Regions from separate parts of the Homo sapiens genome. Here region 2 is linked to region 1. The links are chromatin loops, found by intact Hi-C in ENCODE. Cell type or tissue: PC-9. All regions are shown on one strand. Links, peaks and the distances in the headings refer to the core of each region. The heading gives the core; the rest is flanking DNA.

The links. A loop is a pair of places that touch in the nucleus more often than their neighbours do. Peaks named below come from ENCODE experiments on the same cell type or tissue, not always from the same donor. Only the 100,000 strongest peaks of a DNase experiment are listed, where the experiment ranks them.
Region 2: a loop joins it to region 1, with 8 times the contacts of the local background. A loop is called at or near these places in 1 of 110 quality-filtered maps.

Annotation. Positions count from the first base shown.
Region 1 is chr1:22,224,846-22,233,282 of GRCh38, reverse strand. No RefSeq gene overlaps it. Among named protein-coding and RNA genes, the nearest start is that of MIR4418, 37 kb to the left of the region's middle. RefSeq lists enhancers at 1-349, 350-898, 3,738-4,371. In PC-9, for the core only: no CTCF peak of the experiment used is centred there; DNase peaks (open chromatin) are centred at 762, 3,612 and 4,432; H3K27ac peaks cover 2,567 bases.
Region 2 is chr1:22,158,833-22,167,269 of GRCh38, reverse strand. LOC105376850 (a long non-coding RNA gene) reads right to left here and starts at 3,927. Exons shown (of 2, transcript XR_947057.3): 1 at 3,774-3,927. RefSeq lists enhancers at 465-514, 1,987-2,086. In PC-9, for the core only: no CTCF peak of the experiment used is centred there; a DNase peak (open chromatin) is centred at 3,929; H3K4me3 peaks cover 1,304 bases.

The DNA.
Region 1 (8,437 bases), core at 394-8,393:
GCAGACACAGCCCGTTTTGCCCCCACACCCAGCCTTGGCCCTGAGGGGCTATGGAGCTCAGGCACCCCGTCTCAAGCTCAGTTTCCCCACTTTGCTACTGGGTGATGGGAAGAACTCAGACGGGGTGGGAGCTCGAGGGGCTGCCTTCGGAACAGGAGCCAGAGGTGGGTGAAGGCGCTTCCTCCCTGGTGGGACTCAGGCCTGAGGACTCCCTACCACCAAATGGCTGCTTCTAAATCATCCTTACAAAATACAGAGATGACCCAAGAGTACCCGTCCCCCCAGCCCTTGGGGGACAGGGGGAAGCTGGCTGAGTAAAGACAGCCCATGGAGGGGGAGGAGAGGGCTGCAGGGAGTGAGAATGGGCAGGGAGTGACAGGGCTGCCCCCTGGTCATCAGGCCCCAGCCCTGCGTGCTCAAATGCACACACTTGAGCCCAGCCTGGGGAGGCCCTGCCAGGCCAATCTCTTCTCTCCGCATGCCCTTCCAAAGGCTGGAGCCCCAGGAGTCCTCACACCCCTGGGGCCTTGGGGGACCTCACAAATGCAGGACACAAACACAAGGCACTTTGCACATTTTATCCCATTTCCCCCTTCCATCCTCCTTGTAGGACAGGTGTATATTTCTCCCCATCTACTGATGAGAAAATCGAGCAGCCCAGAAAGGTGATGTAACTCACCCAGGGTCACATAGTAAGGAAGGAACAAAGCCAAGACCGTGACTCCTATCTGACCTGTCTGTCCTACCCCAAACCTGTATTCCGAGTACTAGAGAACTGTTTGTGACCTTTGGCTGAGAACAGTTTGTGACCACATGGCCCCTGCATCCTCCACCATGTGTACATGTGTCATGGGCTCTAGAACCTGGTCCCTGGGGAAGGAAAGAGCCATTTAGTCTCTCTGAGTCTGAGTGATGATGAAGATGGTGGTGAAGGAGGAAGGAAGTGCTCCAGGGCTAGAACAGCGGTTCCAGGTGCATGGTCAGAAAAAGACGCTGAGACTCAAGTCAAGGGGACCTGGGACCATTCCCGCATTGATATTCACAGGCTGTGTGGCCTCCAGCAAGGCACTTTCCCTCTCTGAGCCTCAGTTTTCTTGAGTGTACAGTGGAGGTGAGAATGCCTCCCTCTAGTGTTGACTTGACATGAGGGTCCAGGGACACCCATCATGCTGAGTATGTGGCACCCACTAGGTGCTCAATAATGGCTTTCTGTGTCCCCTTCCTCCACAGGATGTGAGCCCAGGACAACCTTTGTCCAAGCAGGTGGTCTTTCTGGGTGCCAAGAAGAATAGTAGGGAACTTGGTTCTGGTAGCATCCATGGCACTGCCCCAACTTCCAAAGCTGCTCAGCAAAGACTCACTGGATGTCCTCAGACCGGCCCTGGCACTGGGACAGGAGGGCAGGTAAAGCCTGCGTGAATCCCTGTGACAGCACAGGGTCTGCGGTTCCAAGCAGCCAGCCCATGAATGGGGACTGTGTTTCCTCTGAGGGGCTTCCTGGAATGACAGCAGTACCAGCTATCTCTGGAAGCCTCTGAGGAGCTGGGGGACCATGAACCCAGACATCCCAGGGTTGGGAATCAGGGGCTACTAGCCACAAGAGCCAGCCCACCCATTCCCATGTTGTCTGGTCACCTCACAGCAACCGCCAGAGATATGCAGCCCCTTCAGGGAATGGGGGCGACTGGAATTAAGTCTGGGGAATCATCTCTGGACCTCCAGGGCCTCGAACTGTGCCTGAGACCCAGGATCTGGGAGATGATGGGTGGATGATGGATGGATGGATAGATGGATGGATGAATGGTTGGATGGATGGATACATGGATGGGTGGGTGAATGAATGGGTGGATGGATATATGAGTGGGCAGATGGATGGATGAATGGATGATGGATGGATGAATGGATGGATGGATGGATGGGTGGATGGGTGGATGAATGGATGAACAGATGGGTGGGCAGATGAGTGGGTGGATGATGGGTGGATGCACAGATGGATAGATAAGTGAACGATGGATGGGTGGGTGTGTGAGTGGGTGGATGGGTAGATGGATGGGTGGGTGGACAGACGGGTTGGTGGATGGGTAGGTGGGTGGATGGGTGAATGGATGGATGGATGGATGGATGGATGGATGGATGGATGGATGAACAGATGGGTGGGCAGATGAGTGGGTGGATGGATGATGGGTGGATGGACAGATGGATAGATAAACTATGGATGGGTGGGTGGGTGAGTAGGTGGATGGGTAGATGGATGGGTGGGTGGACAGACAGGTGGGTGGATGGGTAGGTGGGTGGATGGGTGAATGGATGGATGGATGGATGGATGGATGGACGGATGAACAGATGGGTGGGCAGATGAGTGGGTGGATGGATGATGGGTGGATGCACAGATGGATAGATAAGTAAACTATGGATGGGTGGGGGGGTGAGTAGGTGGATGGGTAGATGGATGGGTGGGTGGACAGACGGGTGGGTGGATGGGTAGGTGGGTGGATGGGTGAATGGATGAATGGATGGATGTGTGAATGATAGATGGACAGATTTTAGTTCTGAAAATCCACGTTTTGAACATTTCTGTGGCAGCAGCTGTCACTGCCCATCTATACCCACTATCCCATTTCTCACTGCAAATAACAAACAGTGACTCTGCCTCTACAGCCGCAGAACATACTGGCCCAGAAGTGCCTGAAACAGCCTTCAGCCAAACACAGATGAGAGTGGAGGAAAAATAACCCAATTTCCTCCCCTTTGGAGGGGCAATGCTGAGGCTTGTTCTGTCCCTTCTCCCAGACTTCCCCAGGGGTCTGTGCCCAGCTGGCCAGAGTGCTCACCTGCTGACCGACACACCCTCCTCTTGTTGGCCTCTTTCCCTTCCTGTCTCATTTCCTGACTCATCAATCTGGACATTAGGAAATCAGCTCCCAGGTAAACTGTTTGCACTCAAATCCTTGACTTGGGGTTGGCTTTTGGGGGACCCAGCTTAAGACAACTACCTCTGCCTTTTGCCTGTTCTAGGACCTTGGACGAGTCATTCCATTTCCTGTGCCTCAGTTTCCTCACCTGTAAAATGGGGACAATTATTTAATGTTCACAGCACATCCATGTGGTTGGCACCAGGCAGGGTCCACCATGTGCCCCGCCTCACACTGGCACTGAGGGCACAGAGAAGATCAGCCCCAGTCCCTGCCCTGGAGGAACTCACCAACGACAGTGGAGAGGGTGGGTGCGAGTCCAGGCCACTGGGTTGGAAGACCCAAAGCCAAATCCTAGCTCTTCATATCTTCGCTGGGTGCCCCTGGTCAAGCGACACTTCACTCTATGCCTCAGTTTACTTTTCTGTCAAGTGGGGAGAGCACCAGAAACCACTTCATGGGGCTCTTGTGAAGAGAAGGAGAGAGAATGCAAGAGAAGTGGTCAGTACACGGCCTGACACACAGTGTGTAACAAAGGGAAGGCAGTGCTATTGTCATCATTGTCAAGAAGGAAATGCATAAAGTCATGCAAAATGTGAGCTTGTGTAACTGACAGTTCAGTTAGAAAGAGAGGGAGAGAGTCAGTGCCCTGGGAGGTCAAAGAAGAGAGTCATTAGGTGGCCTGAGAATGAAGCTGAGATAAGGAAAGCCTCATGCAGGAAAAGAATCCTTGCTGGCCTTGAATTTCACTCTTAGTCATGCACGGAAATTCCCAGCACCTGAAATTTTACTCTTAGACATGCATTCCTTTTGCTTAGCCATTGCTGTCCCAGGCCTTGAGCTACACCACCTTTGTCCCCACCCCACAACCTATGCTCCCACCACTTTCCCAGAGGGCCTCACAGTTTCCCTGGCCTTGCCATGCTGTTCCTTCTACAGGCGGCTGTGCCCTCCCCCCAGCTAAAGCTGTGGGAGGCCTTTCTGAAGCCCATTCACAGCGATCCTCTCTGGCCAGTGTGGCATGAATAGGCAGGGGGGCTGGACCAACTGCATCATGCTCCCCGTGGGGCTTGGTAAAAATGCAGGGTCCTGGGCCCTGCCTTCTCAGATTTTGTCTGGGATGGGGTCCAACCAGATTAGAAAACCACTTATTTGGCCATTCATACATGCCATATTACATATGGAGAAACTGAGGCCCAAAGAGCATACACAGGAAAGTGCCCAGACCAGAGTTTCTAATTCCCCATCAAGCCCCCACCTTCCCCTCTGGGATAAAAGCTGCCTGGTGTGGGCTTCAGCACAGCCCCCTCTGGGTCCCGCTTCAGGTGTCCCATCTGCCAGCCACCCCTGCTCAGTCTAGGGGGGGGTCACAAAGCTCCCATGGGGCCGCCAGGTGTGCAGCCCCAAAATGCCTCCAAGAGGCTCTGCCAGCGTTTGGCAGGTGACAGGACTTGGGTGCGGGGGTGGAGAGGACCCAGCCTTGAGTATTTAAATATTTGCTTTCTTACAGAATGGCATTCTTCAGAATATCAGCCAATTTGTATAGAATTAGTCAGTGCCTGGCCCCCCAGCTGCAGCACCGGGACTCCAGGGAGGAGGAATGTACCTGCAGCCTCGCCTGATGCGGAGGCTCCGGCAAGTCCCAGCACAAGATTCGCCTGCCTGCCCACGACCAGGAGGGGAGGCAGGTAGCAGCAGGGCAGACATGGATCCCAGCCACTCCTGGGCAGCCTGTGCCCCACACCAATCATAAGCTGCAGCTGCCAGAAACTTGCTCAGGAACAGCAGGGGTGAGGCCACTGACTTCACACATGTGCACGCACTCACACTCACACTCACACACATCCTGGCTGAGCAAGCCCAGGGCCAGCCCTGGCCCCTGGGTCCATGTCCCCATGGACCAGCCCAGGGACCCCTGGAAAGGGGCAAGAGATAACTGGCTGAACTCTCTGCCAGAGTTCCAGAAAAAGCCGCAGAGGTTATGCAAGAGCTAAGTTCAAATCCCAACACTACCTCTTAACTTGCTGTGTGACCTTGGACAAGATGCTTTACCTCTCTGGGCTTCACTTGCCCCATGTGTAAAATGGGAATCATAAAGTGCTTACCTGCAATCACGTACACGAATGTGCTTTCGGACACTGAAGTGCTGAATGCGCTGGGAGTCAAAGCCGTGCTACTGAGACTTCCAAACAGGTCGTGCCTCCTCTGTAATGTGCGTGTTTATGTTGATTCAATTAATAAGCACTTAGTGAGCACCTACTATGTGGTGACTTTGAGGACATTATTTCTGCTTTCTGGGCCTCAGTATCTCCACTTATAAAATGGACAAGTTAGAACACAGCCTCCAACACTCCTTCTGTAACTACCATGTTATGCATCTACAATAATCATTCATGTAAAATTCTCTCACTACTAACTAAGAGGAAAGGTAAGAAGAAAGAAAGAAGTTCTTGGCCAGGCGTGGTGGCACACATCTGTAATCCCAACACTTTGGGAGGCCGAGGTGGGCAGATCACCTGAGGTCAGGAGTTCAAGACCAGCCTGGCCAACATGGTGAAACCCCACCTCTACTACAAATACAAACATTGGCCAAGTGTGGTGGCGGGTGTCTGTAATCCCAGCTACTTGGGAGGCTGAGGCAGAATTGCTTGAACCCCAGAGGCAGAGGTTGCGGTGAGTGGATATTGTGCCACTGCACTCCAGCCTGGGCGACAGAGCGAGACTCTGTATAAAAAGAAAGAAAGAAAAAGAAAGAAAGAAAGAGAGAGAGAGAGAGAGAAAGAAAGAGAAAGAAAGAAAGAAAGAAAGAAAGAAAGAAAGAAAGAAAGAAAGAAAGAAAGAAAGAAAGGAAGAAAGGAAGGAAAAGAAAGAGAAAAAGAAAGAAAGAAAGAAAGAAAGTTCTTGAGAGGGCAATGTCCAAGCAAAAGGAATGCATATCTAAAAGTAAAATTTCGGGTGCTGGGAATTTCAGTGTAAGAATGAGAGTGAAAATCAAGGCCCCTAATATTATTTTCCTGCAAGTCTACCGCCTGTGTGGGCTTGGTGGGTTATTGAACCTTTTCCCCCTTAGTTTTTCATCTGTAAAAATGGGATAATAATACAGGTTTCACAGGGCAGCTTTTGGTGTCAAGGGGAAGCATATCTGTGATTCACAAGTTGAGCAGGATCATCCCTTTTCAAGTTTTTCTCCTTCTTCTTCAAGTAACTCTGTCCTTTCCCATTCATTCATTCACTTACTCTGCACATGCACTGAGAACCATGAATCACTGGGTATTATTCTTAGAGGGGGTTATGGCCAGGAGCCCAGCGGACGGGGCCCCTGCTCTTCAAGGTCTCACTTTCCAGTCGGAGGAGACAAGGAAAGGCAAGAAATAAAACTGAGACACGGGGTGACATGACAGAGTGGGACCATGGGGCCTTGGGGGAAGTAACATTGCAGCTGAGATCTCAGTTATTTTGTTGTTGTTGTTGTTTTTTATTATTGAGACGGAGTCTTGCTCTGTCACCCAGGCTGGACTGCAGTGGCGCAATCTCAACTCACTGCAACCTCTGCCTCCTGGGCTCAAGCAATTCTCCTGCCTCAGCCTCCCAAGTAGCTGGGATTACAGGCACACACCACCACACCCAGCTAGGTTTTGTTGTTGGTTTTTTTCTTTTTGGTTTTTGGGTTTTTTTGTTTTTTGTTGTTGTTGTTGTTGTTGTTTAGTGAAGACAGGGTTTCACGACGTTGGCCAGGCTCGTCTCAAACTCCTGACCTCAGGCGATCCGCCCACCTTGGCCTCCCAAAGTAGAGATCTCAGTTACAAGCAAGAGCAGCATGCAAGGATCAGGGGAGAGAATCTCCAAGCCAAGGGGAAGTCTGTACGAAGGTCCTGAGGCAGGAAGCAGCTTGGGGAGCCTTAGGATCCGAAAGACAGGTGGCTGGAGCTTGTCAAGTGAACAATGAGGTTAAAGAGGAAGCTCACATCAGGCCTTGGAGGTGGTTAACCGCTGCCCCCAACAGGTCTTCATTCTTGCCAGCATCTCCTTCACCCATTTCCTTGATGGCACAAGGCCCAGGACCCAGGCATCAAAGACCACCGTCTCCTCCAAGGAAGCAGGTCAAACACTCCAGATTCTCTCACGGCCATCTTAACTTTCCCTGGATTTATGAGCACTGTCTCTTTTTCCCAAGGATGAGAAGCCCCATGCCGGGGTGGGGAGAGACCCTGATGAGTTTCCTCCTAGGAGCGGGGATGCCGTGGGCAGGAATGTGGGCCCCTCTGGGAGCCTTTCAGGCCAAAGTCAGATCTTGAAAAGGCTCAGCCCCACGGGTGGGGATTAGACAGGCTGCAGGGAAGGACTGGGATTACAGCAAATCCCTGAATCACAAAGCCAGGCAGGGCTCCCCCTGCCCTCGCTGCTGCCCCGGAAAGCCCCCTCAGCTGACCCCAACCCCAGTTGGGGGCTGAGCCTTTGTCCCTTCCTGTCCATCAGCTCAGAGAGCTAAGGAGGTAAGACTTCAAGCCAAGGCCCTGGGGACTAGGAGGTCCCAATACGGCCACCCCAACCCTTTTTCTTTCTATCTCATGACCTGAATGCTAGTCTTTCCCTCAAAGGTTTCCAGGCCTATAACCTCGAAAGCAGTGTTCATCCTACAGCCAGATGTGACTCCTGAGCAGCCCAGTTTTCACCCGGCATACACCCTATTCCAAACTGGAAGATTTTTCTGTAAGGTCTAATATACAAACATGTGTTCAAGTCATAAATCTACACTCAATGAGTTCTCACAAACTGAATGCATTCATGTAAGAAGCACTCAGAAACCCCCTTCCGGCCCCTCCTGGCCACTCCATCCGGGCCTGCCCAAGGAAAACCACTATCCTGATTTCTATTATTATAGATTGGCTTGGCCAGTCTTTGTATTTTATATGAACGGAGTCACACAGTATGTGTTGTCTGGTGCAGCTTCTTTTGGTCAAGATGTTTGTGAGCTTCATCCACACTGTTGTCTGTAGTGATGGTTTGTTCCTTCTCATTGCTGTATACTATTCTATCCTGGGACTATATCATAATCTACTGTTGATGGGATTTGAGCCATTTCCACAAAAATGAATGCATTCATTATTTGCTGCCGCATAACAAATTATCCCACAAACAACAAGAAATGTTTATTATTTCATCATTTCCAGGGTCAGGAATTCAGAAGCAACTTACGGAGTGGTTTTGACCCAGGTCTCTCCTGAGATTGCAGTCTAGCTGTCAAGCAGGACTGCAGTCATCTGAAGGCTTGACTGGGGCCGGGGAGAGGGGAGAGATCTGCTTCCAATACAGCTCCCTGCCATGGCTATCGGCAGGAGGCCTCAGTTCCTTGCCAGGTGGGCCTCTCCATAGGACTGCTTGAGTATCCTCATGACATGGCAGCTGGCTTCCCCCAGAGTAAGTGAAGCAAAAGAGAAGAAGGAGGAAGCCACAATGCCTTCTGTGACCTAGTCTTGGAAGTCACACACATCTGCCATATTCTATTCATTGGAAGTGAGTCACTA
Region 2 (8,437 bases), core at 340-8,339, 66 kb after region 1:
GGGATTGAAGGCCTGGAGGAAGGGAGGGGCACTGTAGATAGTGGTGGGCAGGGAAGGCTTCCTGGAGAACAAGTTTTGCTGAGCCATGGAAAACAAGAGTAGAAATTGAAGGTGCCCAGGCTGGCGCTGGTGCCAACCACCTCCTGCAGGTGCTCTGGGGAGCTGCCTTAGCAATATTCCCACCTCTGAGAATTCCTATCCCAGAATCTCCGGCAGGGAAACATGCTTGACTGTCTTGGTCGTGCTCAAACCCCAAGGCCAGCATGAGAGAATTCTAATCCTGGACTGAAGCTTGCAGGCCCCTACTCAGTACCAAGGCTTCATCTCAGCCTTGCAATCAACCTGCAAGGTGGGAATTGCAAACATCACTTTACAAGCAAGGACACTGAATGGTGGAGGGAGCCAGAGCTCAGAAGTCACCAGGCTCAGAGCACCAGGCTTAAGAACCAAGGATGCCACAGAGGTACAAAAACAGAAGGTGCACCACTGGGCTCAGGACCCAAATAATATAGTGAAGATCCTGCCTAGGATTCTACCTCCAGGCCTGACCACAGTCCCTGCTTGTCCTGAGACACTAAAATTCCCCAGGTGCATATACTGGGGATTTACCCAGCTTTGCATATCCTGGCTGTCAGAGGTAGAGGAGGCTGGTGTCCTTCCTGAGTCATCCTCCCCTAGGCTTTCCTCTGACCTGGGCTCCTGGCTGTGGACTTTCTAGAACCCTCAGGAAAACTCATTTGCCTTGGGAGTATCCTCAGCAGGGAGCTGGGTTCCCCAAGCCTCTCTAAACCCGCCACTCATTTCTTAGAGCCTTAATGGAGAAGATAAAGGCAGGGAAAGAGAACCATGGAGAAGAAGAATGTGTGTTTTAAAGACAGACAGGCCTGGGTTTGTACTGTATTAAGCATTTCACATGCATGAGTTACAGACTCAACCACTCACCTGCTGTGTGACCTTGGGAAGCCATCCCCTGTCTCTGAGCCTCAGCTTCCAGTGCTGTTAAATGAGGGGCAACAGGCCGGGCATGGTGGCTCACACCTGTAATTCCAACACTTTGGGAGGCTGAGGCAGGTGGATCACCTAAGGTCAGGAGTTCAAGACCAGCCTGACCAACATGGTGAAACCCTGTCTCTACTAAAACTACAAAAATTAGCTGGGTGTGGTGGCAGGTACCTGTAATCCCACCTACTCGGAAGGCTGAGGCAGGAGAATTGCTTGAACCAGGGAGGCGGAGGTTGCAGTGAGCCAAGACTGTGCCAGTGCACTCCAGCCTGGGTGACAAGAGCAAAACTCCATCTCAAAAAAAAAAAAAAAATGCGGGGCAATAATCCCCACTCCATAGGACTGGGGTCCTACAGAGCAAGCCAGAAATCTAGAAGCTGTCCTTTAAGTGTTTTTCTCTCCCTACCCCTTCCCCCATCCAATCAAGCACCAAGTCCTATTAATTTTACCTCCAAAATGTATCTCAAATTCATCCACCTCTTTCTGTCTCTGGTGTCATTTCCCTCCTTCTTGCCCTCTCCTGCCTGGGCTAGTACCATGGCCAACCAGCTGGTCTCTCAGCACCTGCTCATCCCCTCCATCCATTCTTCATAATACAGCCAGGGAGATCTCCACAGAACTTACACTCCATGACGCCACCCCCAGTTAAAACTCTCCTGTGGCTTCCTATTGCTCTCGAGGAAACTCCAAAATTGTTACTGTCACCTCCCCACAGAAGCCCAAATGGTCTGACCCTAGTTGTTCCTCACTTGTGCCCAACTTCATGGTAGTTCTGTTCCCTCTGCTTAAAACAATCTTCCCCATCCTAGGCCAGTTAACTCACTGATATGGTTTGGCTGTGTCCCCACCCAAATCTCATCTTGAATGGCAGCTCCCATAATTCCCATGTGTTGTGGGAGGCACCCGGTGGGAGACAATTGAATCATGGGGGCAGTTTCCCCCATACCGCTCTCGTGGTAGTGAATAAGTCTCATGAGATCTGAAGGTTTTATAAGGGGTTTCCCCTTTCGCTTGGCTCTCTCTCTCTTGTCTGCCACCACCCAAGACATGCCTTTTGCTTTCCACCGTGATTGTGAGGCCTCCTCAGCCTCACTACCCTCCACTCGTGTGGAACTGTGAATACATTAAACCTCTTTTTCTTTATAAATTACCCGGTCTCAGGTATGTCTTTATCAGCAGCGTGAAACAGACTGCTTATGATTCAAATCTCCATTCAAAGGCCACTTCCTCCACGAAGCCTTTCTTGATTTCTCAGACCCATATTTATTTTTTTTATGTATTTTGTTTGTTTTTGTTTTTGAGACAGAGTCTCACTGGGTAGCCCTGGCCGGAGTGCAGTGGTGCAATCTCAGCTCACTGCAACCTCTGCCTCCCGAGTTCAAGCGATTCTCCTGCATCAGCCTTCTGAGTAGGTGGGATTACAGGAGCCCACCACCATGCCTGGCTAATTTTTTTTTTTTTTTTTTTTGTATTTTTAGTAGAGATGGAGTTTCACCATGTTGGCCAGGCTGGTTTTGAACTCCTGACCTCAAGTGATCTGCCTACCTCAGCCTTCCAAAGTGCTAGGATTACAGGCATGAGCCACCACGCCCAGCCTGACCCACATTTATTGATTTCACCTCGTACTTCTTTGTAGCACCAGTCACAATGATAATTACATTAAGTATTGGTTAAATTGGTCCCTGAATGTCCATCTTCCCACTCATAGACACATTGCTTTTTGCCTCTTTCTCAGGATAACGATTTCACCCACATCCAATGGTGTCAAAAGTGGGTCTGGATTAAGCCCGGACGTACGGACGTTGATAGAGGGCAGAGGCGCTGCAGGGAGACTGGTGAGGGCAGCCACCTTCCCTGCACCATGGAGAATGCCCAGATGAGAATGAAGCCCCAGACAGAGAAAGCAGAAGCAGGAGGCAGAGAGAGCAGCTAAGGCCAAAAATGTTGTTTTGCCCTGAAGCCAGCACGTCTGAAAGTCTCCCAATTACATGATCCTCTCCCCGCTGCACTGTGTTTTGCTTTGCTTTGCTGAAGGTGGTTTCACCTCGCAATTCCAGACTGCAAGTGCCTCGAAGACAGAGCCTGTGTTTGTCTTCACTGCTGTACCCCAGGCCTAGTTCAGAGCCTGGATTGATCACTATTTGTGGGCTGAATAAATGAAATGGAAAGTAGACAGCCCGTGGTATGGGATCAGAAAGGACTCATGATTAATAAGAAACCAGACGCTGTCTTTCTCTCCCATCACACGGGAAGCAGCGGGCTCAACCAGAGCAGAAGCCTCCCTGGGGTCCTGTTGCCAGGACCCTGCTCCCTGGGGAGGAGACAATCCCAGCCCTCCCACATGGCCTGGCTTCTGTGTAGCCAGCATTCTAGGACAGAAGACGCCCTCTTGGGCCCTCCCGCTCATGGCCTCCACCTTGCTCTCACAACCCGAGGCCTCCCATTTCCTTCCTTCACTTCCCGGAATATTCCAGAGCTGACCTACCACCACCCATGGCACGCCCAAGTAGCCAAGGTGACTGTTTACCCTCTGCCCTTAGAAACCATCTCTGGCTGGTGGCAGCGGCCACCCCACACAGCTGCCCTCTGCCCACAGGCTGACTGAACAAGCAAAGGTGCTTCCTGCTAGGATTGGCACTGCCAGGCTGGGTTTCCCACCCCTCCCCAGCCCCTGCCCCCACTGCTCCTGGCCCACCCCAGCTCCCCACAGCCCCAGATGCCACACACCTCTGGTCAGTCTGGGAGCAAGGGGAGCCAGGAGCAGAACTCACCCCTTCCGGATCCTCTGGCCACACTGTCCAAGGTCCAGCAACACCCAGGTGGCACACGGGGACCGCTCCTGCCTTGGCAGCCAGAGAGGCCTGGGCCAACCCGCTCCCCTGCTACCTGCAGCTTCCTGACCTCAGGCAGTGGCTCCACCTCTCTGAACCGCAGTTACTGGACGTTACTCATGACGCAGTGACGCGGCAGCGTGAGGATGACAGCTGTAGCCACCCCGGGGGCTGCTCTGACAATGAAACTAGCGCAGTGCCGGCATGGGACTCAACACTGACTGACCGAGGGTGCTGTCAGGAGGGCCACCATTCCCTGAGGGGACACAGAGGTTCACCTTTGTTCTGAGGGGATACTGAGAGCTTCATCCCCTTCCTGAGGGGACACTGAGGGCTCCATCCCCTTCCTGAGAAGACACTGAGGGCTCCATCCCCTTCCTGGGGACACTGAGAGCTTCATCCCCTTCCTGAGGGGATGCTGAGGGCTTTATCCCGTTCCTGAGGGGATACTGAGGGCTTCATCCCCTACCTGGGGACAGTGAGGGCTCCATCCTCTTCTTGAGGGGACACTGAGAGCTTCATCCACTTTCTGAGGGGACACTGAGGGCTTCATTCCTTTCCTGAGGGGACACTGAGGGCTTCATCCCATTCCTGAGGGGAAACTGAGGGCTTCATCCCATTCCCGAGGGGACACTGAGGACTTCATCCCCTTCCCGAGGGATACTGAGGGCTCCATCCCCTTCTGAGAAGACACTGAGGGCTCCATCCCCTTCCTGCGGACACTGAGAGCTTCATCCCCTTCCCGAGGGACACTGAGGGCTCCATCCCCTTCCTGAGAAGACACTGAGGGACTCAGCCCTCTCCTGAGGGAACACTGAGGCCTCACCCCTTTCCCCAGGGCTGCTGGGCTGTGTGATCTCTGCCCCACCCAGTGGTGAGTCCTGAGTTTGGGGGCAGCCACCTGGTTGGAAGGGAGCCAGAGTATTGAAACTGACACTGCATGGCATAGTCAGACCATTTTTTAACTTGACTAGTGTTTATCTGGGGAGGCTCTGAGAGGTCTGATGGTGCTTATGGGGACCTGAAGGGCTCCCAAGTTGTGCCTCAGCACTGCTGACCACCTGGTGGCTCTCGTCCTATCTGACCTGAGACCTGTCCTTGCCCTCTTCAGGACAAGCTTCACAGCACAGCCATGCCCTCTTCTTGCATCACCCCTTCACCACTCCCATCAGCAGGTGCACCCATCCACATGATCTTTGCTAAGAAATGAGTTCCCCCAACCTGTGAGCACTGACTTTGGAGTCAAAAAAGCAAGGGGGTTCTTCTGGCTGTGTGGCCTTGCCTGAGTCACCTGACTCCTCTGAGCATCACAGGGCAGAGAACGCACTACCTACCGCTGGATGCCATGAGGATTAAACGTGGAAACTTAAGAAAGGTCTGGATTCAGCAGCAGGCCCTCAGTAAATGAGGAACATGCACAGGGGTATGGATTGAAGGTTTTCGTCCCCTCCCAAAATTCATGTGTTGAAAACTTATCCCCAATGCAACAGCACTGGAAGACGGGGCCTTTTGGGAGCTGTTTAGGTCATGAGGGCTCCACCCTCATGAATAGAGTGATGCTGTTATAAAAGAGTTTGCAGGAGTGTGGGTTCCCTCTCTACCGCTCTTCTGCCACATGAGGACACAGCAGGAAGGCCCTCGCCAGATGTCAACACCATGATCGTGGACTTCCCAGCCTCCAGAACTGTGAGCAATACATTTCTGTTCTTTATAAATTACCTAGTCTCAGCTATTTTGTTAGAGCAGTTTAAATGGACTAAGACACAAGCCAGGAAATAACACGTTTGCATTCTTCCCAGCCCTTCTCTTGCTTGCTTTCTAAGGGGGGTGCAGGCTTGAAGCAGAGAAGGCTGGGGAGAACCCAGGAGCGGGTGAGCCAGGCACCAGGCACGAGGCCCCAAGTGAGGCACTAGGGATACAACTGGAAATGAGACTCAGTTTTGCATACCCCCAGTAAGAGTATCAGGAAGGCCCCAGCTACACTCTGTCCTCTTTCTCTTCCCAACTGGGCCCAGTGTGTGGCCACTGCAGCCCACACATCCAAGCTCTGTCCATGTCCCCCAAACATAGGCTCCATGGCCACCTCCAGGCCTAGCAGCATAGTGGAGTCCACCCTCAGGAGAATGGGTCACAGGAAGGGAGCCACACAGGCCCCGGAGCAGGCTCAGGCCTTTGGAGCAGGCCATTCCAGCATCCAGAGTGTGCTCTACAAGCCGGGGTGGTCTGGGCTCTGGGTGGGCACCTACTCTTGGCCCCTTACCCTGTGGGACGGGGTGTGGGCCAGAAGTAACCATAGCCAGATCCAGGGTCAAAGCCTGGGCCCTGCTTGCCTTGATCTAGGGCAATTAGACACTGACTGAGTCCCTGTGCACTTAGAGTCGAACAGCAAGAACAGGCATTAAACAAAGAACTTGAAGAAGGTGAGATCCGTGATACAAACGCCAGTGGAGGGAGAGCCTGGCTTCCCCTGGGAGTGGAAGCGAATCCTCCAATGCCCCCAGCTGAGGCCCCTTCAAGTCCCTCCCAGCCCCCCAGACAGAGAGTTTAGGGAGCTGTGCCCACAGCTTAGCACCAGTCCTGCCACGCTCTGGGCTCTGAGTCCCAGGGTCCCTGGGGCAGTGTCTTCCAGCAGATGGCTTCCTGCCCAGTTGCAGATGCCTGCCCACCCCAGCCCAGGGATCCAGATGCTCGGCATGCAGTTAACAAGTGCGCTACCACATTCTCATGCACCTTGAAGTTGGAGAACCCCTGCTGGAGGGAGCACACCCTGTCTTTGCATTTGTTCTGCATTCTTATATTGAGCACCTATAGTATGCCTGGCACCGATCTGGGCACTGAGGATACACCTGTGCACAGACATGGCCCCCGCACCCACGGAGCTGGCCTCCTAGCCAGGGAGACAGACAGTAAGGCAAATAAATGCATGACGAGATCATTCCCACAGTGGTAAGATCCGTGAGGACAATAAAAAGGGCAGGGAAGGCCTCGTGGAGGAGGTGCTGTTGGAGCTAAGACCTGAAGGACTTACAGCCAGGTCTTTCTGTGCCACATCCTAACCATTGCGTGACCCTGCCTCCCTTTGTCCGGCTGGGGCACCCTCAGGCCTGAGGGGCCAGGAAAAGTGAGGGTGATGGTGGAAAGAAGGCCATGCCTCCTCCCCCTGGAGAAAAACCTTCACAAACTGAGCGTGGAGGGAAGTGGTGATATAAAACCCACCACATATAAATAGGCCCGTCCGCTCCAGAGTTGCCCGGGAAAGCTGCGGTCAGTTTGGACTTTGCTTAAGGCTGAGCTCCCGGCCACCGAGAGCCCAAAACGGCTGAACAAACTTCGAGCTTCACATGGGGCCGGCCCTCTGTGAGTTCAAGGCTGGAACATTTCTCCAGAGTCAAAACCGCAACAGGAAGACACAGAAACAGTCTTCCGAGGATGGCCGCCCTGGCGCAAGGGCCCTGGTCAGCTTCCCAAAGGTCACCGTGGAGGGGGGCCAGGGAGAAGCCAGGAATATCCGCTAGCTCCAAAACCTCTCCCCGGCCCAGGTGCCACCATGCCTGAAATTTCGCCATGAGAATTGAGGAGCTGGATTAAACATTGCTGCCCCTTTACTCCTGCAAGAAAGAACACACTTCGTCCCGAACACGGGGAGGGCAGGAAGAGGGGCTCTGGGTGGTGTGACTGTGCTGATGGTGTAGCCCGAAACCACCTTCATTTCTGATTTCAGATCTGATTTCAGATCATCTGTGCCCGTTTTCCATGGGAACCAACTGGTGTCTCCTAGGGACATAAGCCCATCCTCGTAGTTGTCTAAAGAAAGGAGTCCCAGTTGTTTATCTGCTGACATTCCCTCCACTATTGTCCTATGACCCTGCCAAATCCCCCTCTGCGAGAAACACCCAAGAATGATCAATAAAAAAAATAAATAAATAAATAAATAAAAGAAAAAAAAATTAGAAAGGAGTCCCAGGCAGGGAGTCCGGAGCTCTTGGTTCTGGCTCTGCCACTTGGCCAAGTTTCCCTTCCTATCCCTGGGCCTTGATTCACTGATCTCTACAATGGGAACTGTGACCTCATTCAAGTCCAGGGACCCTCAGGCTGATTCCCTTCCCTAACAAGAAGTAGGGATGTGGGCTTCAGAATGAAGGTGGCGGTGTCCCTGGTGAGGAGAGGAAAGAGGAGAAAAGGGCCCTGGGGAGGAAGGTGGAGATGCTGGGATGAAAGCTGCCAACTCTCCAGCTGTTGCCCACTAGCCAAATCCTGCCCCCTTCCTTGGACCCTTGGACCCCCAGGGAGCTCAACCAAGTCACCCCAGAGCAGATTTCAGCCTGCACTCTGGCCAGCATAGCCGCCAAAGCCACGCCCCAGGGCTCCCCTACTATGGGAGCAAGGAGAGCCTTTGCCAAAGCTGCTCAGACTGTCTCACTGGACCTCCACTGGTGCTGGGGAAGTGACCAGCACAGAGACCTGAGCACTGTCCGTGCAGGAAAGAGCATGGGAGTTGGGGCAGGCAGGGACCTAGGCCGGAATCTGCACTTCATCCTTAATTCACTCTGTGACCTCGACCAGTCAGTCCCTCAGCTTCTCTGAGCCTCAGTTGCACCATCTGT